Linked DNA regions of Homo sapiens: regions 1 and 2 are each linked to region 3. The links are chromatin loops, found by intact Hi-C in ENCODE. Cell type or tissue: endothelial cell of umbilical vein. All regions are shown on one strand. Links, peaks and the distances in the headings refer to the core of each region. The heading gives the core; the rest is flanking DNA.

Evidence for each region. Peaks named below come from ENCODE experiments on the same cell type or tissue, not always from the same donor. Only the 100,000 strongest peaks of a DNase experiment are listed, where the experiment ranks them.
Region 1: a loop joins it to region 3, with 11 times the contacts of the local background. A loop is called at or near these places in 7 of 110 quality-filtered maps.
Region 2: it touches region 3 in a loop (16-fold over the local background); 24 of 110 quality-filtered maps call a loop at or near these places.

Annotation. Positions count from the first base shown.
Region 1 is chr3:32,498,257-32,508,566 of GRCh38, forward strand. It overlaps CMTM6 (CKLF like MARVEL transmembrane domain containing 6), which reads right to left and starts at 4,596. Exons shown (of 4, transcript NM_017801.3): 1 at 4,352-4,596. The coding sequence starts at 4,489. MIR548AY (microRNA 548ay) reads right to left here and starts at 8,133; the gene lies at 8,027-8,133. It also overlaps the pseudogene RPL31P18. RefSeq lists silencers at 4,307-4,536, 4,607-4,696. In endothelial cell of umbilical vein, for the core only: no CTCF peak of the experiment used is centred there; DNase peaks (open chromatin) are centred at 4,185 and 4,285; H3K4me3 peaks cover 1,814 bases; H3K27ac peaks cover 1,059 bases.
Region 2 is chr3:32,660,036-32,670,345 of GRCh38, forward strand. No RefSeq gene overlaps it. Among named protein-coding and RNA genes, the nearest start is that of CNOT10, 20 kb to the right of the region's middle. In endothelial cell of umbilical vein, for the core only: no CTCF peak of the experiment used is centred there; a DNase peak (open chromatin) is centred at 4,936; H3K27me3 peaks cover 347 bases.
Region 3 is chr3:32,173,477-32,183,786 of GRCh38, forward strand. No RefSeq gene overlaps it. Among named protein-coding and RNA genes, the nearest start is that of CMTM8, 60 kb to the right of the region's middle. RefSeq lists enhancers at 4,312-4,481, 4,787-4,956 and a cis regulatory region at 4,397. In endothelial cell of umbilical vein, for the core only: CTCF peaks have their summits at 2,316 (motif pointing right), 3,949 (motif pointing right) and 4,592 (motif pointing right); DNase peaks (open chromatin) are centred at 2,355, 3,975 and 4,595.

The sequences.
Region 1 (10,310 bases), core at 1,027-9,026, 320 kb after region 3:
GACAGGTTAAGCCCCAAGTTAGCTCGGCACAGACAAGAACCCAAGTCTCTGACTCCCACTCTGTACTTCCTCTCTCCCCATGAAATACTGTTTGTTAAATTCCTTTTACGAGTATGTATGTTTGTGTAGGTCTTCCCTGTAAGACTGGCTTTTTGAAGTTAAACCCACAGTTCTGTATATTTCCTTTAATGTATTAAATCATACATTAAAAACAATTTGCTAACATCAACAGATTTGGGAAGTCTCAGTGACTAAAACATGATCTTACAGTTCTGGTGATTTAAACACTGGATAATTACTATCCTGCCTCTATCTCTCCATTTCAGTTTCACTACCCCTTCTTTTTTTTTTTTTTTTTTCTGAGATGGAGTCTCGCTCTGTTGCCAGGCTGGAGTGCAGTGGCACGATCTTGGCTCACTGCAATCTCCACCTCCTGCCTCAGCCTCCTGAGTAGCTGGGATTACAGGTGCACGCCACAATACCCAGCTAATTTTTGTATTTTTAGTAGAGACGGGGTTTCACCATGTTGGCCAGGATGGTCTCTATCTCCTGACCTTGTGATCCGCTCACCTCGGCCTCCCAAAGTGCTGGGATTACAGGCATGAGCCACCGCACCCGGCCTCAGTTTCACTACCTTTTCTGAAATTTCAAGTGTTCCTTAAAACGGTCACTATATTAAATACGAATTCTCCATTAATTTAACAGTCTACTACTTATATTTTATAAAAAGAACTTTTAAATGTTTGCCATTAATTATAAAGCTCCATCTACAAAATGATATGAATTATAAATTAATGAACTTTACTATTAAAAACTTTGTAGTTATAAGTAAAGTTCAAATTTAAAAATCCATTGGTCTGAAGAAACAGGCCAGGCCTCCCTTGCCTTAGGCAAATATTTACTCTTACAAAGGTTCAGATATAATTTGCTGACATTACGGGATCTTCCTCAAGGTAAAAATAGAACATTTCAATTTACTATACATCAGTTTTCATATTTAAATAATGAAAAGAGCATCAATATAAGAAATGCTTCCAAGTAATCTGTTTCTTGGTACTTATAGGGTAACATTATTTATAATGTAATATATTGAAAAATCACTGGCGATTTCTAAAACTGCTTGCCAGATGAGCGACTAGAATTCCAGTACTGTGCAGCTATCAGGATAGTCAACTGACAGCATGGATACAATGTGGAGCTTGTTGCACAGAAAATTCCACATATTTAGGTCACTGCACCAGCGTATCAGCAAGCAATTAGGTTACCAAACGTCAATTCTCCCCTTAAAACAAAAACTCCCTCAAAAACATTCACAAAATAAAACATGAACATGTGGACAAATCTAAGGATAGTATAAACTGAAAAACTGCATAAAGTTAGGACTCCAGTAACTCCTTACACTAAATTCTCAACTGAGTATTTCTTCTTAAGCTCTGGAAGGGTGGATGGTAGTTGGGGGATGCTTAGGGTTTTAACAAAACTTAGGTCATATCTAAATGGCAGACACAGCTATGTTAACTTCAAGAGATAGAGAAGTTACGTTCTTTTATCTCTAATCTCCTCTGTGTACAGGCTCCACTCTCTATCCCTTCAATATTCAATTCAGTTCTGTAATAGCAAACCCCATGGAGCCTCAGAGGTTTGAAAAAAAAAAAAAAACCTTAAGAGTGCAAAGAACCTCAGAGGTAATTCAATTCAACCTCCGAAGACTCTAATGTAAGAATTTCCTAAGTATATACACAATGTCTGGTTTTTAAGTTTTAGAGCAGGCTTTTCTCTTGTAGGATCTTTGAGATTCTGTTAAGATTTATGGGTCCAGAATAATATACTCAAACATATAAGTGTACAATATTTTGAATAAAATTTCACAGGGTTTGCAGGTCCCTTGTTAAAACACCTCCTCTTCTGATTACGGGTTTCTCCATTACAGTTGTTTCCTTACTGGAGCTCGCAATTCTGTTTAGTTTTTTAAAAAAATTAAACATTTAAAGTAAAACAACCAATCTATCTAAAGGAAGAATTTGAGTTAAGGCAAAGACCTTGCCTATAGCCCCAGGCTGGAAGACAACTTTTACCGACTTCATATGTAACCTTCTTGGGACTTGCTGGATAATTCCTGTAATATACTGTTACTGTGAAGAGATAAGACATTATCAAAACAAACAAAGGAACAAAAAGACAACCATCAAAGTGAAAGGCAGTAATGAAAAAGTACTTTTAAATCTCCACATTAAAGAAAGCATTCCTGTAACATGACAATTTCCCCATAAACAAATAAATGGATTTCATAAAGAGATATTAGTTTTTATTTTTTCTCCATTTCTTCTTATGAATGATGGAGAACTAATAATAGTCTAACGATCTTTTAAGGCAAATTCATCTTCTCTGTGTCCAAGTATAACATTTACCACAAAAATTTCTGGTTGTGTTCCATGTTTTCTTCTATAACAGCAATAAGGAAGGAAACTGGTTATGTTCTATTCCAAAGATACGAAACTACAGTTTACTAAACTATAAGAAGGTAATCAGAAAATTTACTTTAGCTTTGCCACTTTTTATTAGAAAGAAAATAATAAAGGCAACTGAAAACAGGAGATTTTGTGGGCAGCAAACCAATACAGATGATTTTTTTCGAGCAGCAAGAATGCTTCAGATGGGCTGGGCGCAGTGGCTTACGCCTGTAATCCCAGCACTTTGGGAGGCCCGGAGGGCGAAAATCACCTGAAGTCAGGAGTTTGAGACCAGGCTGGTCAACACGGCGAAACCCCGTCTCTACCAAAAAAAAAAAAAAAAATCAGCCGGGCATGGAGGTGCGTGCCTGTAGTCCCAACTACTCGGCACGAGAATTGCCTGAACCCGGGAGGCGGAGGTTTCAGTGAGCCGAGATTGCGCCACTGCCCCCAGCCTTGGCGATAGAGCAAGACTCGGTCTCAAAAAAAAAAAAAAAAAAAGCTTCAGATGAATATTCTTTTCTGTTCTAAAGAGTTCTACTATTCACGTAGAAAATTTTAGCTTTACTGCAGAGAAATACAGCTAATACCTAAAAATCATCATGTGACAGCTGACAAGAGAAGAGAAGGAAGAAGGAAGAAGGTAGAAGGAACAGCTTATGCAAAGGAACAGTGGCAGGAAAGAGCCCCTGATGCCTCGTAATAAATTAAAGGTGGCCAGTGTGGAACCACCTAGAGGGAGACTGGGAGAAAGATAAGGCCAGATCCTACTGGGTTCCATAGGCCACATTATCACTTGCTTTCAAATGATTTCCCAGTCATCAGCAGATGTGATCATTTTGATCGCTAAACAGCAGTGCCGATTTTCCGACTTCTGTTTTTCTATTCAATAAAAGTAGGTCACTAGAGTTCTAAGAATTTAACTTCGGGTCATTTGAGTTGTAAGAATTTAAGTTCTTTCCAAGGAAACCAATGAGCTAATTTTTACTTAGAATGGTTAAAAAACAAAACAAAGTAAGACAAAACTCATAAACATCATAAGCATTCGGATTTTTCCTAAACTGGTTCTATTGCAGAAATAGAACCTAAACTGTTTCTATTTTTCCTAAACTGGTTCAACCATCAGTGGTTGGAACAGTACATAGGAGCCAACACGACTGTAAAGTGAATAATTTAAATCTCAAAGATGCTTTGATGTTTTCACGAACAGGTTTATGGTACTTCAACTGCTTAAAATAAACTCAATAAAATGGAAAGATGCATACCATGTCCTAGTTCAGCTATCCGCACATACTTACAAAAAGCTGTCCTTTTGACTTTCCACTTAGAACCCATATTGCTCAATTTTGAAATAATTCTTTTCCAGTCAATATAAAACTTTTAGAAGACAATTTACCGGACACACATACACACACATCTCAATGCCACGCGTGGTATCGCAGGACTTTGTCCAGCAAGTTAAACTGCCCCCATGGGCTCGCAGCAGGAAAACCGCAAGAGCCAGAGAAAGATAAACAGCGCTTCACAGTCTAAATACAGGCACTGTGGGCGATAATGCAGGGTAGCAGCAGAGAGAAGAGAGGAAAGTCGCCATAGAGGATGAGTGAAAGATGTTGAAGTGGCTGACTTGGGTCTCCGACGCATTTCCTGAGCCCGCCTAACAGGCTGGGTGGCCCCAGTTCGTGGGATCCCGATGGGGAGAGCCTTGGGACTGAGGGGCCGCCCGGCGGAAGGGCGGAGGGTAACGCCCCCTTCCCCAGGCTGAGAGGGAAGGAACTAGAGGTGTGGAAACCTCCTTTTACTGAACAACCAAGCTGAAACGAAGGAGCTCGGCGGCCTCCCAAGCCCGGGCCAGACCCCGCTCCCCAGCCCGGGCTCGCCCTCCCTGACCGCGGACTCACCAGCTGCAAGCCCTTGAGAACGCGCCGGAGCAATGGGAGCCGGCCCATGAAAAAGTAGGCAGCGAGGCCGCTCCGGGGGCCTCTGGCGGGGCCCGGGTCCTCCTCCGTAGTGGGGCTGTACACCGCTCCGTTCTCCATCGCCTCGGGCCGGGGAGCGCGGCGGCCGCAGCAACCGCGCCGTTGACTTCTCGGACTCCAGAAGTCCCCGGTAGCCGGGAGGCGGCCGTCACTTCCTGGGCCTTCTCCCCGGCTTCCGCCTGACTCCGCCCCTTCCCGCCCCCGCCCTTGGCCCGCCCCGCCCCCTCTCAGCAAATTTGCTTGTTAGCTGTTGGGATTCTTCCGACTTTCATCCAAGAATTGAGTTCTTTCTGTGAGCCTTTGATGGATTTCTCACCTCCCTCCATCTTTCATCCTCCTGACATTCATTCACTTAGTATTTTTGCGTACTTTCGGTGTGCAGTGAACCCCGTTCTAGGTACTTGGGTGACAGCCAAGTACTACCCAAAATCACAGGATCCCTAGTAACAGAGACAGACAATAAACAAGAAAACAGATGGATAGCAATTTCAGATAGTGATAAGTGACGTGAAAATATGATACGAAAATAATGGATTCAGCATTTCTGGTGGCTTGATAAATTTATTAAAAAAAAAAAGAAGATGGAGGAGGAGGAGAAGAGGAAGGAGAAGGAAAAAAGGATGGAGAATTGGGTGCTCTACTTAAATGGCCACTACTAAACTGAGTGGTCAGGAAAGGCCTCTCTGAGGACCATGATCTTTGAATTGAATGAGACTCAAAGTGTGAGAAGCCAGGCTTGTAAAGTTCTGGGGAGAGCCTTTCACGAAAGTGCAAATGTCCCGAGGACCAAATGAGTTTGACTCAATCTGAAGCCCAAAGGCCTGTGTCGCTAGGAATAAGTACGGGAGGAAAGGAGATGTTGGAGATGTAGGCAAAGGCCAGATAATGTGGAGGCCTTGCAGACCAAGGGAAGAATTCGTATTTCATTTGAAGTACAATGAGTTGTCTGTAAGGACTTTCAGAATCGCTCCCTCCCGCGTCTCCCGAAATTCCATTTAGGCTCACTTTTCAAAATCATTTCCTTTTTCTCTTTCTTGGTCACCAACTGCTACAGTCACATATGTTAATTTTGTGTGAACTTGTCAAGGAATGTAATTATATTTTAGCAACTGAAGTTGATTGAGTTACAGGATGTTCACAACAATATAAAGTAGGTTCGACAGTATAAAGTCGGTTACATTCATTTTCAAATGAGAAAACTGAGGCCAAGAGGCTGAAATCATATCCAAGGTCAAACAGCCAGGAGCAGCTGGAATGCAGGCCTAAGCAGTCTGACTCGAAACCTTGCTGCTAAACGCTAACCCAGAAAACGTCAGCTTCTAACTCATCTCTCCATTGGAGTCTCAAAACCCATGGAAGAGAGAAGGGGTTTCTGCTGCCATCAGCTGCTACATCTTCTCCGTGGCCCCAAACCTCCCTTTCTTCTTCCAGTAACAAACAAAAGCTCCCATTCAAATGAATAGAGACAAGTAGATACTGCCCTGCAGGGGCCACCTACAACCAGCCAGAACTACCCTTCTGTCTCTGATTACATGCACTCTGAATGTCCTCCCAAGGCCAAGATGCCACCAATTCTGTCCAACAAGGAAGGCCACTGTATTTTCACCAGGGCTACAAGGATTCATTGCCCCATTATTCTTCAAGTCACTATCATCCCAAATTAGACACTACTGATGTCTAAAAGTTCCTTTGAAATTCATCCAAAATTAAGATGAGTTGATGACTAGAGAGATGGATAAAAGATTTGTGATAGGCCAGGCGCAGTGGCTCACGCCTGTAATTCCAGCACTTCGGGAGGCCGAGGCAGGTGGATCACCTGAAGTCAGGGGTTCGAAACCAGACTGACCAACATGGTGAAACCCCGTCTCTACTAAAAATACAAAAATTAGCCGGGCGTGGTGGCGTGTGCCTGTAATCCCAGCTACTCGGGAGGCTGAGGCAGGAGAATCGCTCAAACCCGGGAGGTGGAGGTGGCAGTGAGCTGAGATCGCGCTACGGCACTCCGGTCTGGGCAACAGAGTGAGACTCCGTCTCAAAAAAAAAAAAAAGCAGGCCGGTCGCGGTAGCTCACGCCTGTAATCCCAACACTCTGGGAGGCCGAGGGGGACGGATCACGAGGTCAGGAAATCAAGACCATCCTGGCTAACACGGTGAAACTCCATCTCTACTAAAAATACAAAAAATTAGCCGGGCGTGGTGGCGGGCGCCTGTAGTCCCAGCTACTCGGGAGGCTGAGGCAGGAGAATGGCGTGAACCTGGGAGGCGGAGCTTGCAGTGAGCCGAGATCACACCATTGCACTCCAGCCTGGGCGACAGACCGAGACTCCGTCTCAAAAAAAAAAATCATTGTTAAAAAAACAACAACAACAAGGATCTCTAATAAAGCAACTGCAGTAACATATTAATGGTAATATTTAGGTGAAGTATACGGGTGTCCACTGTACAATTATTTCAGCATTTCTGTATGTTTGAACATTTTCAAAATAAAGTATTGGGAGGAAGTTACAAAGAAACAAGGATACTTTGAGACAAGAGAGAAGATGAACAGACTTCGTCAACCCTCTTGGTTTGTTTAGGGCACACTTATGCAATTCTCTAGGGGTCTCTGCTTCTCTTTGCATTTTTAGAAGAAGACACAAATTTAGCCTGTGATTCATAAACTCCAACATGGCGAAGAATCATCTGTGAGATTAATTAAAAAGGAAGATTCTTGGAGATCTAGCCCCAAAGATTCTGAATGTAGATGGGGCTTGGGAATATACTTTCGTAACAAGCTCTTCATGTGAATCTGGGAAGAAATCCATCCACATAGAGAAACACTGTTTTATAATGTGATAAAAGTGAAAGCCATTGTGTAGTAGACAGTAGACGTGCCATATTTTCTTTGCTCTGATTGATTTGGGGGTGCCTGGGATTTAGAGACTAATATTTCACCCAGGTAAAGAAATGGGCATCCCTTACATTTTCTTCATAAATTGAAAGACCAAATAAAAATGTTAGTGCTTCATGAGCAAATACTTGTATAGGAAACTCTTTTGATGGGCATATTCACACAGAAAACTGTCACCCTCATTAATGAATAAAACAACTTGCAATAGTCAAATGGTGGGACTCACTATGTTGAAATGAGAAATCTTACGTATGGTGAAAAAAATACGACAAAAAGAAGAAAGGAAGATACACTAAATTTAGGTTTTAAAGAATATTCACTGTTCTCCTTTAAAATTAGATATTTAATTTTTTAAAAAAAGAAAGAAAAACATTCACAAGAAGAGAGAGCGATTGGGGAACATAATTTGATGGGACTTCAGCCATTCAAAAAATAATGTGGTAGTGTTGGAGGCTGTTGCAAGACCTTGGTTCTTGTCTTCTTAGTTTAAAAGAATTTAAACAAGAGACATACAGCAAAAGAGATGCAGCATAATTTATTGCAAAAGAAAAAAAAATTTTGAAAGCTAAGTACAAAATAGACATCACACCCTGAGAGAGAGAGAGAATTCAGGGCAGGCTGCTCGTAAGGATGAGACAACATTGATTATTGCTGGAGGTTATTGCTAATCATGTATTATTTGCATGATTATTCATAAGGAGGTGGGAAGAAGTGTTACCGTTAGGTTCGTGCAAGAGTAATCGCGGTTTTGGCCATTACTTTAAATGCAAAAACCACAATTACTTTTGCACCAACCTAGTAGTAAGCATCTTCTGGTTGGTCCTCTGGCTGCACATGTGCAGTAGCTGTGCACCCATGTTCCTCCCTCAGGTGTCCCATTAGCATTGTAAATCTCCACCCAAGGGCATGTTTTTTGCTATTATAATGAGCAAAAGGTCAGTTTGAGGACAGGTAAAATCAAAGTGCTCATGCTCTCTATAGAAGAAATTTCCTACTGAAGATAGCTTTGCTCGACTGAGTTCAATCACAATTCAAATGCTGAGGCTTATTGTGTTGACTGTTGGGGTCACCATGGTTGCTGCGTCCTGAGGATATGGGCACTTCCTTGACTGCCTATCCTGCCTCAGTACTACTTTTTCAGTTCAGAGTTTAATTTTTTTCAGCAGTTCCTGCTAAACAATTTTTCACTGGCCCTCTTATCGGTATTAGCACAGTTAGGCAATACTGTGGATACAAAGTTAGATTATAGACGCTATCCTACAATGATACCACAGTAATGTCCACAAAGAACTATGTTACAAAATAGAAAGAGATATGTGTTATAGAAGAGATACAAATTAAATATGTTGCTAATTCGGAGCAGAGAGAAATAACTTTCAGTTTAAAGGATCACTACAGTGGAGCTTCAAGATGGGGTTAAACTATACTTCGGTTTGGACATGCAGATACAGGGCAGAAAGTATTCAGGCAGTAGGGTGGTATGAAGGAAGGCAAAGAAAGTGTGCATAGGCACAGTGAATGAAGGGAGCAGGAAAGGACAGAGTAGTTAAGGAATATAAGCTCGAGATCAAATTTTGGAAGGCTTTGAAAATCAAGCTAAGGAACTGGGCCTTTCCATTATTGTTGGGTAATGAAGAACCCCCAACGAGTTTTAGGAAGGGGAGTGAAATGATCGGAGCTTTTCCTTGGGGATATTTTTCTAGTAGCCTTGAGCGCAGTGGTTACAGAGATCCAAGTAAGGGCTATTGTAAAAGTTCAGGAGAGAGGGAATAGAAGCTTAAACTCTGACGTTAATCATGGGGATGGCACCAAGAGAACCTTGGAGGTAAAACCAGTGAGATTTGAGGACTGATTTGTTTAGAGAGTAAGAAAGGAACTGGAGCAGGTGCCAATATTTCAAGTCTGGGTAACAAGGAGATTGAGGGAGAATAATAACAGAGAGGTAATATAGGAGGCAGTAACTCTTATTGATGTCAAAGTACAAATTTCAAAAAATTAAAAAGATAACTTTCATACAAGCATATAGTAAGCCTGCTTCAAAGATTTATCTAATTTATTAATAGGCTGGGCTCATGCCTGTAATCCAGGCAGGAGGATTCCTTGTGTCCAGGAGTTCGAGACCAGACTAGACCCCATCTCTAAAAAAAAAAAAAGAAAGAAAGAAAAAAAAATTAGCTGAGTGTGGAGGCATATGCCTGTAGTCCCAGCTACTTGGGAGGTTGAGGTAGAAGGATCGCTTGAGCCCGGGAAGTTGAGGCTACAGTGAGCCTTGATTGTGCCATTGTGCCACTGCACTTCAGCCCAGGTGACAGAGTGAGACCTTGTCTTAAAAAAATAAAATAAAATAAAATATTGCCTTTCCAACTTGGACCCAACAGAATGGCTTCCGCAAAGAAGGGTGGCCAAAAGAAAAAGGGCCGTTCTGCTATCAACGAGGTGGTGACCCAAGAATACACCATCAACATTCACAAGCGCACCCATGGAGTGCGCTTCAAGAAGTGTGCCCCTTGGGCACTCAAAGAGATTCGGAAATTTGCCATGAAGGAGATGGTAGCTCCAGACATGTGCGTTGCTACCAGGCTCAACAAAGCTGTCTGGGCCAAAGGAATAAGGAATGTCTCATACCGAATCCGTGTGCGATTATCCAGAATAAGGATGAAGATTCACCAAATAAGCTCTATACTTTGGTTACCTATGTACCGGTTACCACTTTCAAAAATCTACAGACAGTCAATGTGGATGAGAACTAATTGCTGATGGTCAAATACATCAAAGTTATAAAATTGCAAAAAAAAAACAACCTAATTTATTAGTTAAGTAATCAGAAGAATGTAAAACTGGTTTATAGGCGGTTATGAGAGGGGTGTGTGTGTGTGTGTGTGTGTGTGTGTGTGTGTGTGTGTATTCAGTGAAAGAAAAAAAATAATGCTAAGATAAGATTGCTAGGTTAAATCCAAAACTGGTTTATGGTTTACCGGAAAATAAAATTGT
Region 2 (10,310 bases), core at 697-8,696, 490 kb after region 3:
AATGGTATGATCATGGCTCATTGCAACCTCCACCTCCCAGGCTCAAGTGATTCTCCCTTCTCAGCCTCCCGAGCAGCTCGGATTACAAGTACACACCACCACACCCAGCTAATTTTTGTATTTATTTTGTAGATAGGGTTTCACCATGTTGCCCAGACTGGTCTCAAACCCCTGGGCTGAAGCAATCCACCCACCTTGGCCTCCCAAAGTGCTGGGATTTGCAGGCGTGAGCCACTGCGTCCAGCAATGTACAGATTTCAATTCTTTTGTTTTATTTTTATTTTTATTTTTTTGAGATGGAATCTCACTCTGTTGCCCAGGTTGGAGTGGAGTGGTGTGATCTCAGCTCACCACAACCTCCACCTCCCAGGTTCAAGTGGTTCTCCTGCCTCAGCCTCCCAAGTAGCTGGGATTACAGGTGCCTGCCATACACCTGGCTAATTTTTGTATTTTTAGTTGAGACGGGTTTTCACCATGTTGGCCAGGCTGGTCTTGCACTCCCAACCTCAAGTGATCTGCCTGCCTCAGCCTCCCAAAGTGCTGGGATTGCAGGCGTGAGCCACCGTGCCAGGCCAATTCCTTTGGATATATACCCAGTAGTGAGATTTCTGGATCATATGATAATCCCATTTTTAGTTTTTTGAGGAACCTCCATACTGATTTCCATAGTTGCTGTACTAATTTACATTCTCACCAATAATATACAAGGGTTACCTTTTACTCCACCACTTGTTATTGTTCTTTTTTTTTTTCTTTTTTAGGTAGGGTCTCCTTCTTCCACTCAGGCTGGAGTGTGGTGACGCAATCATCTCACTGCAACCGTACCTCCTGACCTCAAGGGATCCTCCTGCCTCAGCCTTCTGAGTAGCTGGGACTACAGGCACATGCCACTGCACCTGGCTAATTTTTAAATTTTTATAGAGATGGAGTCTCACTCTGTTGCCTAGTCTGATCTTGAATTCCTGGGCTCAAGCGATCCTCCCACCTCAGCCTACCAAAGTGCTGGGATTACAGGCCTGAGCTACTACGCCTTGCCCTCTTTTGTCTTTTTGATAATAGCCATTCTCACAGATGTGGGTTGATATCTTATCATGGTTTTCATCAAGGGATAAATGGATACAGAAAACATGAGATATATTGCAGCCATAAAAAATAATGAGTTCATGTCCTTTGCAGGGATATGGATGAAGCTGGAAACCATCATACATCAGCAAACTAACACAGAAACAGAAAACCAAACACCGCATGTTGACACTCATAAGTGGGAGTTGAACAATGAGAACACATAGACACAGGGAGCGGAACATCACACACCGCGGGATCGGGGGCAAGGGGAGGGAGAGCATTAGGACAAATAACTAATGCATGCTGGGCTTAAAACCTAGATGATGAGTTGATAGGTGCAGCGAACCACCATGGCACATGTATACCTATGTAACAAAACTGCACATTCTGCACATGTATCCCAGAACTTAAAGTAAAATAAAATAAAAATAAAAATAAAAAAATAGGCCAGGAGCGGTGGCACACACCTGTAATCCCAGCACTTTGGGAGGCCGATGGGGGTGGATCACCTGAGGTCAGAAGTTCGTGACCAGCCTGACTAACGTGGTGAAACCCCGTCTCTACTAAATACAAAAAAATTAGATGGGCGTGGTGGCACATGCCTGTAATCCAAGCTACTTGGAAGGCTAAGACAGGAGAATTGCTTGTACCTGGGAGGCGGGGGTTGCAGTGAGCCAAGATCATGCCATTGCACTCCAGCCTGGGCAACAAGAGCAAACTCCATCTCAAAAAACAAATAAATAGGTAAATAAATAAATAAGTAAAAATGTGAGATATATACACAATAAAATACTATTCAGCCCCCAAAAAAAGAAAAGAAAATTTTGTCATTTGTGGCAACTTGGATGAAGCTGGAGGACATTATGCTAAGTGCACTAAGCCAGGAACAGAAAAACAAATAACCCATGATCTCACTTGTATGTGGAGCTAATAGAAGTAGAGAGTCGAATGGTGATTACCAGGGGCTGAGGGGAGGGAGTGGAGAGGGAAACAACTGTTAATTGAAGGGCACAAAGGTTCAGTCTGGCAAGAAGAGTAAGTTCTAGTGAGCTACCCCACAGCATGGTGACTATAGTTAATAATAGTGGATTATGTCTTTCAAAATTGCTCAGTGAGGAGATTTTCAGTGTTCTTATCACAAAGAAATAAGTATGTGAGGTGACGGATATGTTAATTAGCCTGATTTAATCATTCTACAATGTATTCATGTTTCATAACATCACAGTTTACCCCATAAATATATACAGTTATTATCAGTCAATTAAAAATGAAATATGGCCCGGCATGGTGGCTCATACCTGTAATCCCAGCACTTTGGGAGGCCAAAGCAGGCAGATTGCTTGAGTCCAGGAGTTCGAGACCAGCCTGGGCAACATGGAACATGGTGAAACCCTGTCTCTACAAAAACAAACAAACAAAAATTAGCTGGACATGGAGGTGCATTCCTGTAATCCTAACTACTAGGGAAGCTGAAGTGGGAGGATGGCTTGAGCCTAGAGGGTTGAGGCTGCAGTGAGCTGTGAGCATGCCATTGCACTCCAGCCTGGGCAACAGAGTGAGGCTCTGTCTCAAAAAAAAAAAAAAAAAAAAAAAAGAAATAAAATATAAGGGACATGAAATAAAGCAAATTACCATGACAGGAAGTCAGGTAACAAGCCTTGCCAGTCTACAAGTGCTTTGGGACAAGATGTAGGGACAGCTGAGTGGGATTTCCCAGCATTTCCTGCAATTGAGCAAGGTTCAACTGCTTGCAAGGTTAATGAAATATGGCTAGTCACCAAAGGAAGTTAAACAGTAGCAAAGATCCAAAACAAAGTTACCTGCAGGAGAAGATACCTAGGTTTATTTCCATTTGCATTATTTGCTATAAATAGTGAGGCCTTGGCCTCCTTGTACCACCCTAAGGAAAAGGACTATTGTTCTTTCTTTGGTTTTATTGATAAATGAAAGAGCAAAGGTGGAAGGTGTACCCACAGTCGGTAAAATTCTCAGACTGAACCAGCTGGACTGAGGAAGAGAAACAAGAGATGGTATGCATAGGGATATCTGGTAGTCCAGACAGAAGTAAGTGAGAGAAGAGATATTTCTTCTCTGAAATATATCAGAAAGATAGTGGCTAATCCATCACAGACACAACAAATACAGGTTGAATGGAGGAACACAGACCCCAGTCAGTCTCACTATGTGGTTACTTATGTATGTAGTTCAGCTAAGTTATTTACATTCATGTTGGAATTGGACCTACAAGGTTTAAACCTGACAGTTTTGAGAGACATTATCAGACACTCAAAAAAAGAAACCTGTTTAAAAATGCCTTCCCTGGCTCTCCCTCTCCCTCTTCCCTCTTCCCTCTTCCCTCTCCCCTCTCGCCTCTCCCCACAGTCTCCCTCTCCCTCTCTTTCCATGGTCTCCCTCTGATGCCGAGCCGAAGCTGGACTGTACTGCTGCCATCTCGGCTCACTGCAACCTCCCTGCCTGATTCTCCTGCCTCAGCCTGCCGAGTGCCTGCGATTGCAGGCGCGTGCCGCCATGCCTGACTGGTTTTCGTATTTTTTTGGTGGAGACGGGGTTTCGCTGTGTTGGCCGGGCTGGTCTCCAGCTCCTAACCGCGAGTGATCCGCCAGCCTCAGCCTCCCGAGGTGCCGGGATGGCAGACGGAGTCTGGTTCACTCAGTGCTCAATGGTGCCCAGGCTGGAGTGCAGTGGCGTGATCTCGGCTCGCTACAACCTCCACCTCCCAGCTGCCTGCCTTGGCCTCCCAAAGTGCCAAGATTGCAGCCTCTGCCTGGCCGCCACCCCTTTTGGGAAGTGAGGAGCGTCTCTGCCTGGCCGCCTATCGTCTGGGACGTGAGGAGCCCCTCTGCCTGGCTGCCCAGTCTGGAAAGTGAGGAGCGTCTCTGCCCGGCCGCCATCCCATCTAGGAAGTGAGGAGCGCCTCTTCCCGGCCGCCATCCCATCTAGGAAGTGAGGAGCGTCTCTGCCCGGCCTCCCATCGTCTGAGATGTGGGGAGCGCCTCTGCCCCGCCGCCCCGTCTGGGATGTGAGGAGCGCCTCTACCCGGCCGTGACCCCGTCTGGGAGGTGAGGAGCGTCTCTGCCCGGCCGCCCCGTCTGAGAAGTGAGGAGCCTCTCCGCCCGGCAGCCACCCCATCCGGGAGGGAGGTGGGGGTCAGCCCCCGCCAGGCCAGCCGCCCCATCCGGGAGGTGAGGGGCGCCTCTGCCCGGCCGCCCCTACTGGGAAGTGAGGAGCCCCTCTGCCCGGCCACCACCCCGTCTGGGAGGTGTACCCAACAGCTCATTGAGAACGGGCCATGATGACAATGGCGGTTTTGTGGAATACAAAGGGGGGAAAGGTGGGGAAAAGATTGAGAAATCGGATGGTTGCCGTGTCTGTGTAGAAAGAAGTAGACATGGGAGACTTTTCATTTTGTTCTGTACTAAGAAAAATTCTTATCCTGTTGATCTGTGACCTTACCCCCAACCCTGTGCTCTCTGAAACATGTGCTGTGTCCACTCAGGGTTAAATGGATTAAGGGCGGTGCAAGATGTGCTTTGTTAAACAGATGCTTGAAGGCAGGATGCTCCTTAAGAGTCATCACCACTCCCTAATCTCAAGGACCCAGGGACACAAACATTGCGCAAGGCCGCAGGGTCCTCTGCCTAGGAAAACCAGAGACCTTTGTTCACTTGTTTATCTGCTGACCTTCCCTCCACTATTGTCCTATGACCCTGCCAAATCCCCCTCTGCGAGAAACACCCAAGAATGATCAATAAAAAATAAAAAAATAAAAATAAAATAAAATAAAATAAATGCCTACCCTGGCTGTAGAATAATTTGTGTTATGATACCACCTAGTGGTCAATGGTAAATGTATGTTTTCAAGTTAAGCATGTACAAGCAAAGGCACAAAGATATTCAATACATATGTAAAATGCACGTCCACAAGGATCACTGTCCTTTATAAGCTGATAGTCAATGTTTTGAAAACCATTGTTTTTCATATATATTTTCCCCTTTTAAATTGTTTTCTCTACCTTTTCCTTAATGGTAGTTAGTATTCCGTGGTATGGAGTTGTCTTCATTTATTTAGCCAATCTTCCACAATGATCTTGTGAGATATTTTCCAATTTTTTGCTATTTCAAAGCATATTACAACCACCATCTTTTTACATGTAACTTGTCTTCCTTTGCATGATAACTGTGCAGACACATGTCAATAGAGGGCTCTGGCCGGGCCCGGTGGCTCACGCCTGTAATCCCACCATTTTGGGAGGCCAAGGTGGGTGGATCACCTGAGGCCAGGAGTTCGAGACCAGCCTCGCCAACATGGTGAAACTCCGTCACTGCTAATAAAACAAAAATTAGCCAGGAGTGGTGGTGCATGCCTGTAATCCCAGCTACTTTGGAGGCTGAGGCAGGAGAATTGCTTGAACCCAGGAGGCAGAGGTTGCAGTAAGTTTGCGCCATTGTACTCCAGCTTGGGTGACGAGCAAAACTCCACCTCCAAAAAAAAAACAAAAGTTCATTTCTTTCTTGTGCGGAAATAAAGTATAACACATACAATTATGTACAGCACATAATACTTGGTAATGATATTTAAAAATTATGTTACTAGTTTATGTATTTACTATGCTGTACTTTTTTCATTATTTTAGAGTGTACTCCTTCTACTTATTACAAAAAAAGTTAACTGTAAAACAGCCTGAGGCAGGTTCCTCAGCAGGTATTCCAAAGGCAGGCACTGTTTTTGTTTGTTTGTTTGTTTGTTTTGAGACAGTCTCGCTCTTTTGCCCAGGCTGGAGTGAAGTGGCACGATCTCAGCTCACTGCAACCTCCACCCCCCAGGTTCAAGCAACTCTCCTGCCTCAGCCTCCCAAGTAGCTGGGACTACAGGCATCGCCATCATGCCTAGCTAATTTTTGTATTTTTAGTAGAGACAAGGTTTTGCCATGTTGGCCAGACTGGTCTCGAACTCCTGACCTCAGGTGATCCACCTGCCTTGCCCTCCCAAAGTGCTAGGATTATAGGCGTGAGCCACTGCACCCAGCCAGGCATTGTTATTATAGGGTTAACTAAGGTTAATTTATCATTGAAGATAAATTTCTGGCCAGGTGCAGTGGCTCACACCTGTAATCCCAGCATTTTGGGAGGCCAAGGTGGGAAGATCGCTTGAGCCCAGGAGTTCGAGACTGGCCTGGGCAACATAGTGAGACCCTGTCTCTTTTTTTTTAATTAAAAAATTAATAAATAGCCCAGGCGCGGTGGCTCACGCCTATAATCCCAGCACTTTGGGAGGCCGAGGCGGGTGGATTACGAGGTCAGGAGATCGAGACCATCCTGGCTAACAAGGTGAAACCCTGTCTCTACTAAAAATACAAAAAATTAGCCGGGCATGGTGGTGGGCGCCTGTAGTCCCAGCTACTCAGGAGGCTGAGGCAGGAGAATGGTGTGAACCCAGGAGGCGGAGCTTGCAGTGAGCCGAGATTGCGCCACTGCACTCCAGCCTGGGCGACAGAGCGAGACTCCGTCTCAAAAAAAAAAAAAAAAAAAATTAGTAAATAATGCCGGGTGTGTTGGCTCACGCCTGTAATCGTTTCACTTTGGGAAGCCAAGGCGGGTGGATCACCTGAGGTCAGGAGTTTGAGACCAGCCTGGCCAACACGGTGAAACCCCATCTCTACTAAAAATACAAAAATTAGCCGGGCGTGGTGGCATGTGCCTGTAATCCCAGCTACTCGGGATCCTGAGGCAGGAGAATCACTTGAACCTGGGAGGCGAAGGTTGCAGTGAGCTGAGATCGTGCCACTGCATTCCAGCCTGGGCAACAAGAGCAAAACTCTGTCTCCAAATAAATAAATATATAAATAATAAAGAGAAAAATTTTCTTTCTATAAAGGTAGTGTAGTTTAAGTGTACAGTGCTTATAAAGTCTACAGAAGTGTACAGCAATGTCGTGGGCTTTCACATTAACTCACCACTCACTCACTGACTCACTCGGAGTAACTTCAAGCCCTGCAAACTCCATTCATGGCAAGTGCCCTATAAGGGTGTACCATTTTTTATCTTTTATACTATCATTTACTGTGTCCTTTCTATGTTTAGGTACACAAATATTTACCATTGTGTTACAATTGCCTACAGTATTCAGTAAAGTAACATGTTGTTCAGGTTTGTAGCCTGGGAGCAATTGGCTACACTATAGCCTAGGTGTGTAGTAGGATATACTATCCAGGTTTGTGTAAATACACTCTGTGATGTTCACACAATGATGAAATCACCTAATGACACATTTCTCAGTAGGTATCCCTGTCCTTAAGCAATGCATGGCTGTATTTCTGTAATATCCTTTCCGAAAATGCATAACCTTATTCTAACCATGAGAAAACATCAAACAAACCCAAATTGAGGGGCGTTCTCCAAATTTCTCCAAACTGACCAGTAGTCTTCAAAAACTGTCAAGATCATTGGAAGATAAAGAAAGACTGAGGACATTAGAAGAGACTCAGAGCCTGGGCGGTATGGCAAGGCTCTGTCTCTCAAAAAAAAAGGTTTGAAAAAATTAGCTTGACATGGTGGCATATGCCTATAATCCTAGCTACTAGAGAGGAGGAGGTAGGAGAATCACTTGAGCCCAGGAAGTCAAGGCTGTAGTAAGCTATGATTGTGTGACTGTACTCTAGTCTGGGTGACAGAGCAAGACCCTAACTCTAAAATAACAGCAACAAAAGACTAGGAGAAGGCTGGGCAACAAAGTGAGACCTCGTCTTTACAAAAAAACAAAAAAATGAGGTGAGTGTGGCGATGTGTGTGTACAGTCCTAGCTACTTGGGAGGACTATAAGTACACACCACCACACTCACCTCTTTTTTTTCTTCAGGAGGCTAAGGTGAGAGGATCCCTTGAGTCTGGGGTTAGAGGCAGCAGTAAGTCACGATCATGCCAGTACACTCCAGCTTAGGCTACAGAGTAAGGCACTGTCTCAAACAAAACAAAACAAAACAAAACAAAACAAAAAGACTAAAGAGAAATAATAACTAAATGCTATGTGAATGTGAAATCCTGGAACAGAAAAAGGGCATCATTGGAAACACTGCTGAAATTTGGATAAGTTCTACGCTTTAAATAATAGTACAGGCACACCTTGGAGATATTGCAGGTTTGGTTCCAGATCACTGCAATAAAGTATTGCAATAAACCAAACCACATAAATTTTTTGGTCCCCCAGTGCATATAAAAATTATGTTTATACTATAGCTTAAGTCTGTTAAGAGTGCAGGAGTGAGCATGCCACTGCACTCCAGCCTGGGTGACCAGCGAAACCTTGTCTCAAGAAAAATAAAAATACTTTATTGCTAAAAAATGCTAATAATCATTTGAGCCTTCAACACATTTGTAATTTTTTTGCTGTTAGAGGGTCTTGCCTCCATGTGGATGGCTGCTTACTGATCAGGGTGGTTGTTACTGAGGGTTGGAATGCCTGTGGCAATTTTTAAGGTAAGACAACAATGAAGCTTGTCACACCAATGGGCTCTTCCTTTCATGAAAGATTTCTCTGCAGCATGCGATGCTGTTTGATAGCATTTCACCCCACAGTAGAACTTCTTTCAAATATGCCACTTCTTTATTAACTAAATGTATGTAATATTCTAAATTATTTGTTGTCATTTCAACAGTGATCACTGGCCGGGTTACAGTGGCTCATATCTGTAATCCCAGCACTTTGCAGAAGCTGAGGCAATCAGATTGCTTGAGCTCAGGAGTTCAAGACCAGCCTGGGCAACACTGTGAAACCCTGTCTCTACAAAAAATACAAAAATTAGCCGGGCATGGTGGCATGTGCCTGTAATCCCAGCTACTCAGGAGGCTGAGGCAAGAGAATCGCTTGAACCTGGGAGGTGGAGGTTGCAGTGAGTTGAGATCACACCACTGCACTCCAGCTTGGTCAACAGAGCAAGACTCCATCTCAAAACAAAACAAACAATGTTCACAGCATCTTCACCAGGAGTAGACTTTGTCTCAAGAAACCACGTTTTTTTTTTTCCTTTCTCAAGACCGAGTTTTGCTCTGTCACCCAGGCTGGAGTGCAGTGGCGCAATCTCAGCTCACTGCAACCCCCACCTCCTGGGTTCAGGTGATTCTCCTGCCTCAGCCTCCTGAGTAGCTGGGATTACAGGCGCCCACCACCACGCTGGGCTAATTTTTGTATTTTTAGTAGAGATAGGTTTTCGCCATTTTGGCCAGGCTGGTCTCGAACTACTGACATCAAGTGACCTGCCCACCTTGGCCTCCCAAAGTGCTGGTGTTACAGGTGTGAGCCACCACGCCTGGCCAAGAAACCTCTTTCTTTACTCTTCCGTAAGAAACATCTCCTATCTATTCAAGTTTTATCATGAGGTTGCAGCAATTCAGTCACATGTTCAGGCTTTACTTCTAATTCTAGTTATCTTGCTATTTTCTACCACATCTGCAGTGACTTCTCACTGAAGTCTTGAACTCCTCAATGTCTTCCATGAGGGTTGGAATCAACTTCTCCCAAACTCCTATGAATCCTGATATTCTGACCTCCTTCCATGAATCATGAATGTTCTTTAATGGCATCTAGAATGGTGAATCTTTTCCAAAGGGTTTCAATTTACTTTCCCCGAATCCATCAGGGGAATCACTATTTATGGCAGCTATAGCCTTACAAAATGTATTCTTTAAATAATAAGACTTGAAAGTTGAAATTACTCCCTGATCCATGGGCTGTCTGAATGTTGTGTTAGCAGGTATGAAAACAACATTCATCTCCTTGTACATGTCTATCCGAGCTCTTGGGTGACAAGGTGCATTGTCAATGAGCACTAATATTTTGAAAACAATCTTTTGTCTGAGCAGCAGTTCTCAACAGTGGGCTTAAAATATTCAGTAAACCAAATGTGTAAACAGATATGCTGTCATCTAGGCTTTGTTGTTCCATTTGTAAAGTACAGACACAGTAGATTTAACACAATTCTTAAGGGGCTTAGGATTTTCAGAATGGTAAATGACCATTGGCTTCAACTTAAGGTCACCAGCTGCATCAACCCCTAACAAGAGAGTCAACCTGTCCTTTGAAGCTTCGAAGCCAGACATTGACTTCTCCTCTCTAGCTATAAAAGTCCTAGATGGCATCTTGTTCCAATATAAAACTGCTTCATCTACATTGGATATTTGTTGTTTAGTGTAGCCATCTTCACCAATGATCTTAGATCTGGGTAACTTGC
Region 3 (10,310 bases), core at 1,106-9,105:
ACCTCCTGAAACCTGTCTGTCTGAAACCTGAAGGAGTGGTTCTTCAGCTCCCCCTCAAAGACTTAGGAATTAAACTTGTCTGAATTGTACACATTGTGAGTGAAATAGTGCCACTGGAAAGTACTTTACTGTTGAACTCAATGCACCCTGTTATTTGTCAAATTGGTGTTATTTGACTCGTTACAAATGGAAATGCTTTTATGCTATGATGGAAGTGTTATTTGCATTTTTGTTACTAGTCTTATTTTTAAATAATTTTTCAATAGGTAACACAGTCATTTGGTTCAAAAATAAAGCCTGCTTCCCAAGTAGTTATTAGTTTTTAACAATCTCTTCTAGAATTTCATTTCACACACATAAGCAAAATATATATATTCTCATTCCCTTCCCCATTTCTCTACATAAAATTGAGCTTACTTGATGCATTGTTACACATCTTGCTTTTTTTACTTAACATGACATCTTGACAATCTTTTATATCAGTTATTTTTAATAACTGCATGTTTAACTTTTTACTTTGAAATAATTACGGATTCATAGTAAATTGCAAAGGTACCCTTCACCCAATTTTCCCTAATATATCAACACCTAGTTTTTAAAATTGTAAGTTAAAATAACAGTAGCGAAACACTTTCAGCACTGCTCTTTTTCTTTCTTTTTAGTCAGGGTTTCCCTCTGTTGCCCAGGCTGGACTGCAGTGGCTCGATCCTAGCCCACTGCAGCCTCCAACTCCTGGGCTGAAGCATTCCTCCTGCCTCAGCTTCTTCCAATAGCTGGGACTTCAGGCATGAGCCACCACACCCAGCTAATTTCTGAATATTTTGTGAAACCAGGGTCTCACCATGTTACCAAGGCTGATCTTGAACTCCTGGCCTCAAGTGATTCTCCTGCCTTGGCCCCCCAAAGTGCTGGGATTATCGGTATAAGCCACCATGCCTGGCCCACTTTTAGCACTGTTCTAAGTGCTTTGCATAGATGAACATTAATAAAAATGTATCACCCCCATATACAGATGGGGAAACTAAGGCACAAAGAGGATAAAGAACGTGTCCAAATAACAGAGATAGTAATTAATGAGGCCACGTTTTGGACCTGGGGAGTTTGGCTTAAAAGTCTGTGTTCTTAACTCTTAGATAAGACTACATTAACTCCTTTGAGTAATGGGTGTTCATAGTTAAGCAAAAGCAAACAATGATGTGAAGGGTTGAAAGTGTAATCATTCAATTCTTTTGCAGACTTTCATAAATGTACTGTGTTCATGCATGCGATATATTTTAAGACAATACTGTTTTAAAACTTTTTTAATAGTTTTAATATTGAACTTTCTGTATCAATATAATCTCCTACATCATTCTACATATCTGCATCATTTTCTATGACTCTTCCTTAGTTTATTACAGATAAATGTTTGTTTTCTTTTTATTATAATAACTGGTGCAGAAAACATTCTTGCACATGGATTTCTGCTCATTTATATGAGTGAATCTACATCATAAAATCCTGGAAGCGGAATTGCTGGCTCAAAGGTATGTGTGTTCTATACTTTAATGGAAACCGCCAAATCCCCCTTCACAAAGATGGCTGCAATTTATGCTTCTGACCTCACTTTCTGTTCCTAATTACCTCTACAGCCTCTATTAGGGAATTCTTTATAATAACCAGAGACCTAAATTGAACCAAATAAGTCCCAGAAATGTGAGCCTTTGTACTTAATAATTTATGTCTCTCCTGTCAGTTTCACTGTAAAAAATAAAATTTTTTGTTATTCAAAACTACAATTGTGTTAAAGCAGCCATCTTACTATATAGTTGTAATAGTTGGTACTGAAAGTTTTTTTTTTTTTTTTTTTGAGACAGGGTCTTGCTCTGTCACTCAGGCTGGAGTGCAATGGCACAATCTTGGCTCACTGCAACCTCCACTTCCCAGGTTCAAGCAATTCTGCCTCAGCCTCCCAAGTAGCTAGGATTACAGGCACCCGCCATCACGCCCAGCTAGTTTTTTGTATTTTTAGTAGAGACGGGGTTTCACCATGTTGGTCAGGCTGGTCTTGAACTCCTGACCTCAGGTGATCTACTCACCTCGGCCTCCCAAAGTGCGGGGATCACAGGTGTAAGCCACCGCACCTGGCCTTGAAAGTTTTTATAGTCACAGAAATGTTCATGTAAATGAGATGTTTATAACGAATGTTAAAACAAGAAACATTTTTTTAATCACAAATTCACTATTTATTCAAAACCTCTTCAAGCTGTTGTCAAAACAAGCTGAAATGGGGGTAAGATGCTTTTCTGGGAGAGTTCCAGGTTCTAATTAACTATGACCCTTGCCCACTAGAGGTCGCTCTTCGTGAATAACTTCCCTAGGCAGTTGGCATGCTGTGAAAGACATCACTATTCCTATGGCATTTTGGTCAAGTTTTTAGAAGAACACGTATTTCTTATGAACTAAACTAAATTTGTACTAGAAAGCGCCCAGTGTCTACGTTTCACTTTGACTTTTAAACTCAAAACAGACCACAATTTCTTCTTGTTATTCCAATAAAACTTTATTTACAAATATAGACAGTGGGTCAGATTTGGCTTGAAGTCTGTCAATCCCTAGGTTAGCAGGCAAATTTTTTAAACAGGAAAAATAGAGTTGATGCGGCCTTTCTCTGCAAGGGGACAAAGCCTGGGAAATAGAGGTCTGGAGCAAAATGTGAGTCCCCAGAATACAAAGGATACAAATGAAGAGATGCATAGGGTCAGGTATGGGGCCAGGGGCATGGAGCTTCTACGCCCTCCCTGGGCACGCCAGCCTCCGGGGACCTCCATGTGTTCAGCTATCCGGAAACTCCCAGACCACACATTTTGACATACAGCAGCTTTACTTTCACTGCTGGCCTGTGTCCACCTAGATGTCTGGGGGACTTTTGTTGCTTCTTGATCTCTTTCTCTTCCTTGATGTCGGAGACCCACTTATGAACATCTTTACTAAATTTCTGTTTTCTTCTGTCTCTCATTCTGACACTGACATTCTGACAAAAGCAAAAACACTTGCTTCCTGCTTTCTGCTTTTAGGAAAGATTCCAGGAACACACCTGGGAAATACTTTTAAAGGAGGCAGTTTCAGCAAGGAGAGTGGTAGGAAAGATAAAACCTCTTTGCATCCTAATCTTTCTGGTTTGCTTGTCTGTTATCTTTGGAGACAGCATAATTTTCACTAGGATGCTGTGTAATCATGAAGCTAATGAAATGTAAGCTTCAAGACCCTCACTTGTGTAAATCCTTTCTAAGGCCCTGTACCAAACTTTGTTTTCATAGATTTTTATTTTTCTTAAAGTCATAACCCCCTAAAACTAGTCCATCTCTAGTTTCAGAACTTTGGAGTCAGGTGGGGGTTCAAATTTTAGACCTGTGTGAACTTGGGGAGCTAACTTCCCCCTAGGCCTTAATTTTCTTTTCTGTAAATAGTATCTTTTATCTTGGGTTTCTTGAGAAGTCAGAAAACATGTCATTTGCTTTTCCCAATTCCCTGAACATATTAGGGGACTTCATGATGGAAAGAACCCAGAGAGAAAATGACAAATCCATATTTGGATGGAATTGCTTGGGACCTTTGTGGGGAGATGTGCAGGAAGCAAGAGGACACTCTGGACAACAGATCAAAAGGGGATGAGGAGCAGAGATGTTGGGTGAGGCCAGTGTCCAGGCAGTTACTGAAGCCAGAGTTGGGTGAAGGAAGTATCTGTGTGGCAGGAAGGAAGAAGCGGGAGTCTAAGCCCAGCACAGTGTCCAGGGTGAGGCCTGAACTTCAGAAGTTCACATTTCATTTCTTGCGGGTAATTTATGAATCTTGCATCCCATTGCTCAGGACTTACTCATTCAGGACTCTGTTCTCATTGATCCTGCCGTCCTAAGTGTGACAACCGTTTGAAATTAATTATTGCAATACCCAGGATAATCACTTGAGGGCAGCACTGCGCAAGGGTTATTCAACCAACAACGTTCATTTAACAGATACTTATTGAGGACATGTCGTGTGCTAAGCAAAGTTGTAACTAGGGTCAAGGAAAGCTTTCCTGAGGAAGTGACCCTCGACCCATGTAGCAGGATGGGGTGGAATTAAATAGGGAAGGAAGAGGTGTTCCAGGTAAAGGTAGCAGCATGTGCTAAGGCTCTGTGATGGCAGAAAGCCTGGGAGTGGGGGAAGAAGGGACAGTGCCGTGGTAGCTGGAAAAGTGAGTGGGATGTGGATGCAGATCGGGATTACAGCTCAGTTTCTGGAGCCTATTAACATTTTCTGAGCGGTTACTATGTGTCGGGCCCTTTCCTATAACTTATTTCAGGGAAGGTGGTAATAGTCCCATTTTACAAAGGCACAGAGGTATGGCTACCACCAGTCTTTCTTCAAGGCACCTCTCCTTCCCAGAGCATCCTTGTCTCCACTGGACACTTAGTCCTACCTTTCCTTCAACACATGGGTCAATTGTGGCTTCAAGTTGAATATCTTACTGATCATTTTGTGCATACAACGTGTTCTGGTGACTGGGCAGTTCTCCCTAAGCCAGAGGTTCTACTGATACTGTGTGTCCTCAGTATCTAGCCCACAGATGACCACTAGGGGATGCTCTGTTCCAGTTGGTTCCTGTCTGGAAATAGGCACATGACATGGCGATTTGGCAGAACAAATGACATAGTGATGTAGTAGATCTTGGCTCCACTTCATCCCTCCCTGAATCCATGCATTTTGCCACAAGACTTTACAGGCTTTACAGACACGGTATATCTCCCAGGCCCTCAAATCTGGCTTTGCTCTTGTGACTTGCTTTGCCAATGCAGTGTGGCAGGAGTGATGGTGTGCCAGATGCAAGCAATATATATATTTATCAACTCGACTTTCTCCTATACTTTTGCTCTATTTAGTCTCATTTTGAAGGAGATAAAATATGAATTCTATTTTAAATATTTTTATTGCATACAATAGCTCAAATTCATTTCTTTTTATCTGCTGTCTTACTTTCCATTATATGAATAAATCCCATTCTAGTTATTCATTTCCCTATTGATGGGATTTAGGTTGTTTGAAGGTTCTCTTTTTTTTTTTACTAATAAAGAAACAAAATGGGAAATATTTCTGTGCATGCCTCTTGTGTACCTAAGTGAGACTTTCTCATGGGTATATACTAGGAAGCCATGGGATACTCACATCTTCAAATTTACTAAAATATTACTAAATTGCTTTTCAAAGAACTTGGACCAATCTATTCTCCCACCATTATTAGTATAGAAGAATTCTCATTTCTCCACATTTGGCATCACCTGGTGTTGCCATACTAATTTGTGTAGGTTTTTGCCAATCTGATAGGTCTGAAATGGTATCTGGTTGATATTTTAATGTTCATTTCCCTGATTTCCAAAGATGTTGAGCTTCTTTCCTTGTGTTCGTTGGCCTTCCAATTTCCTTTTGTGAGTTGACTGTGCATTTCCTCTGTTTTCCTTTTCTTTTCTTCTTCCTTTTTTTTTTTTTTTTGAGTTGACTTGCTCCTGAAAGTCTGTCCTTACATAATCTTAATATTTTATATTATATATAATGTATGCTTGTATATTATATAAAGATAATATATTAAAGACTATAATATAGTATATGCAATACATTTAAAATATATATCCTTTGTATATTTGGTTGCTTATATGCACTGCAAAGATCTTCCAGTATTTTATAACAGTTTTATTGAGATGTAGTTCATATATCATACAATTCAACCATTGAAAGTGTACGATGGGTTTTTGTTACAATTTTAGAACATTTTCACCAACTTGAAAAAAAAAAACCTTCACCTTTTGGCTATCATTTCCCTATTCCCCCATCCCCAACCCTAAGCAACCACCAACCTACCTTCTGTCTCTATCAATTTGCCTATTCTGGACATATAAATGGAATCATATAATATGTGGTCTATTGTGACTGGCTTCTTTCATTTAGCCTAATTTTTCAAGGTTTATCCATGTTGTAGTATGTATCAGAACTCCATTCCTTTTTATGACCAAATAATATTCCATCGTAGGGATATGCTACATTGTTTTCCCATTCATCAGTTGAAGTAATGTTTACTGAAAAATGTAACTGAAATTCAAAACTGTTTTTAATAGCATCTGATTTCTACTCATCTGATCTGATTGCTTACCCCTGACCTCTCCTCACACATAAATAAAGTTGGTTTTGTTTGTTTTGTTTTGTTTTTACCATGATGATCAAAAAGTTTCTGACTGGCTTTGAACTGTACTTCATTGGTGAAAATCCTCCATTCCAATCCCTATAATTAAAGAGGTAGGCCTGGGGACCCTTGTTATCCTGTGTGGCCTGGGATCAAGAGCATCAGCATCACCTGAAGCTCGTTAGAAACTCACTCTCGTCTCGCAGACCTGTCTGGATTAGACTCTGAACTTGAAGGAGATCCCCAGGTGAGTCCTGTGCCCATTTGCTTTGACAAGCTCCGCCCTGGACCACTCTTTCTCACCCGGGTGAGTGTTGAAATCACCTGGAAGCCTTTGGGAACAATGCCAAGGACCTGCCCGCCTTTCCGAGATTCTGATTTCACTGCTCTAGAGTGGGTCCCAGACTTAGAGTGTCTCCAGAGCTCCCACGGGATCCCACTGAACAGCCAGACCTGATGCAGAGATCTTTGAGGAGCAATCCCAACTTTTTTCTGTAAACCACTTTCATTTAGGGATGTTTAGTCTACATGATTTAAGCCACCAAATTTGCAATTCTGTTAAGCAAAACTGACTGGTTCTCGGTGAAGGAGCTGCAGGCCCCTTTTTAAAGGGACTGGAGTATGACGGCCAGTACACCTTATGAGTGGGTGTCAAGGCTCTGTTGACAAAGATGGTTTGTGTTTCTAAGAAAACACAGCTGAAGCCCTGTGAAGGGTAGGTTGCCAAGGATGTGCTAGTTTTTCTTGGTTCATTTTCAGTTCTCCGTTTACAAATTTGCTCTGCAAATTTGGAATGGCTACTACTTTAAGCAGCGTTTACCCAAAAGTGACTTCTTCCTTACTCCTGCCAACAGAGTAAATACAATAAGAATGGACATCTTGGGTAGACATCAGGATGTCTCTTTTTAAATAAACCCCATCCTGATCTTATCTTTGCTAAGGAAGCTGTGGCAGCAACAAGCTGTCAAATCAATTTCTCTCCCTTCTCATCCCTCCGACGATTTCCTTGAACGCATGTGTTTCTGTTCCCTGTCACTGGGCTCACACAGCAGTCACCACAGTAACCTTCTCATGGGTGGGGGTGAGGAGTTCAGCATCCACCCTTTGTATCCACAAAAGGCTTTGCCACCTTACTGGGGGGGGTTGCCTATGTTTCCTTGTCATTTACAACCCTGCCCCATTTCTGTTCCAGATAGTGGCACAGTAATGCCCCAGATTGAGGTCACTTCTCTTGGAGTTAAAGGAAACAGGAGAGGGATGCGTGGTGTTTGCACCGTGCATCCTGCCATTATCCAACTCACAGGTATGTGTGTGCATCCTCTGGACTTTCTGGCTATGGTCTTTTCAGCCACCTCAGAGATTGTGTCACCTTGACTTACCGAAAGGAGTGACCACCTGAGAATCAAAGGCCCCGGGGTTCCTGAAATCCACACCAGGAAGGGCACATACAGGTGTCAAATCGCTTCTTGGGGTCTCTCCACAAGCACCTAAATGACTACGCTGTTAACTTGATCTATTTCTCTCATACTGGGCCAGAGAACCCTGCTTTATTTTCCAGATACCTAGTGCTAATTCTCCTGTGTTTGTGACACTTTCCTAATTCCAAATCTGGGATATTTTTCTACTACTTGAGGCAGATTCCTTAGAGGCTTTTAATCTGATAAAGAGTTCTCAAACCTGGGCAATCCAGGGTGTGAGTCTTAGTTTGAGAGAGGACAGACCTCCTTTAACCCAGCAAGTCAGAGATCTTTCGTGGGTGGTGAGTTCTGTGCCCACAGAAGCCAGCATGGCTTGCTTAGCATTACAGTACCCCGGGCCTGCCATGGACAATTACTTCTGGTTTTGATCTTCACTAAAGACTTTTGCTTCATTTTCTGGTACACTGCCTTTCTGATCACATTACAGGTCTGCACCTGCGCGTCTGTGCGCATGTGCGTGTCCTTTGTAAATAACTGCCTGTTCTTTTCTTTCAGCTAGTCCTTGCCTACTCCCCTGCCCTGCCTTTTTTATTTTTTAAACTGGTTTCATTCTTTTAAATCAGATCTCCAATAAATAATCGAGTAACCTGGCCTGAGGTCCCTGCCTCCTGGAGGTGGGAGTATGCACACAATGCTTATTGGCAATTTCCACAGAAGGGCATTGAGCCGCTTGCAATGTGATTTATTTTTCCTCCAGAACAACTGATCGCAACTTCTGAGACATCTCTGATGTCCTTTGCAAACTCCAGCGTGCATGTTCCTGCATGTGCTCTATTGACAAGGATTTGATGTGAACATCATTTCTTTCAACTTTAGTACATGTATCTGCAGAAGAATCTGTGTTCCTGTTGATTCACAGCGCTGACTTCTTCATTGGTTTCTATGACAGCTTTCTGAAACAACAGGCTGGGGTGTGTGTGTATACGTGTGTATGTGTGTGTGTAGAGTAGGAGAGAGAGAACGAGGGGGGAGAGAGAGAAAGAGAGAAACAGGACACCATGGATTGATTTCATTTGATCATTATGCCTAGGTGTCCAAGTCTGTCTGTCACTCTGCTGCATTCCTGTACTATCATGCCTGTCTTCCACTCCCTTTTCTTTTTTTTTTTTCTTTCTTTCTTTCTTTTTTTTTTTTTTTTTTTTTTTTTTGAGACTGAGTCTCACTCTGTCACCCAGGCTGGAGTGCAATGGCGCAATCTCGGCTCATTGCAACCTCTGCCTCCCAGGTTCAAGCTATTCTCGTGCCTCAGCATCCCAAGTAGCTGGGATTACAGGCCTGTGCCACCATGCCCAGCTAACTTTTTGTGTGTTTTTAGTAGAGACGAGGTTTCATCATGTCGGCCAGGCTGGTCTGGAACTCCTGACCTCGGGTGATCTACTGGCCTCAGCCTCCCAAATTGCTGGGATTACAGGTGTGAGCCGCTGTGCCCAACCTCTCCCTTTTCTTTCTCTGCCCCGTCTTGTTTATTTTCTTCATTCCTAACCATCACATCCAGTTTCATCCACTTTAACACAGAACATTATATGTGATTCTAAATTAATTAAACTTAAGAAGTTTTACTGTTCTCTGTTATTAAATGTCAGCAGAATAGAATGATTTCTTTTTCTTCTTAAAGAAAGGAAAAGGGTAGTAATTAAAATGCTTTATTTTTCCTCTTGATTTTTTGGATGCCATATATATGGTTTCAATGTCAAAATTTCAATCACCCTGTATGATCTCATCTTTTTTTTCATTTTGTATTAAACCAAGAGCATTTTCCCATAGTATTAAATATCCTTAGGGAATATATTTAACCATGTATAAGTTGATGGCATTTTTAGAGTTTTATTTTAATTTGGGGATACACAACCTAATTATATCCATTGGTCTATTGCTAGTGGTAGAATTACAGGATTTGAAGGGTAGATTTTGAAAGCTTTCAATAAATATGACTCAACTGCCTACCAGCCACGTATGAGTGCCCAGGTTAGTGCCCATCCATCTGGCATTGAGCAATATCTTGGAAAAATACAACTTTGCTCATTTAATAGGTGAAAATGGCATCTTCATATTTTCAATTTGCATTTAAGTATCACTAAGTTGAAGATTTGGAGATAATAGAATTTAGAAAAGGAAAAAGTTTACTTGCAAGAAATACAGGGACCTCAGAAGGAACTGCTCATCAGATAAAAAACACAACAGGTCATTAACAGCAAACACTGCAAACTTACCAAGGTTACTGAATTTGTAGTTGGTGTGTTCATGACAGAAAACCGGCAATTTTCTTACGGGGTTATCATTTCTACAAAGGCTGGGGTAGTCTTCAGACAGCAGTTTTGCAAAAGTCTGGGATAAAGTTGTTTGCATTAAGTAGTCAGCAACTTACAGGAAATGCTCAAGAGTTCATTTATTTGGGGGGCTAGAATTAGAGAGGGTTCAAAATGTTTGTTTTCCTCTAACCATGGGACTTAACGGAGGCAAGAGATCAGTTTTGCTTCCACGAGACTTTTCAGGTGTAGACAGGATTGTGTATTTCTGCTTGTATAACTGTATGTGTCTTTTGCCCTATTTAACTTTACTGGGTCGTACCTTTTGCTTATTGATTTTTATTTCCTATATATTAAAAAGCTATTACGATAAAATGTAAAAAAAATACTTTC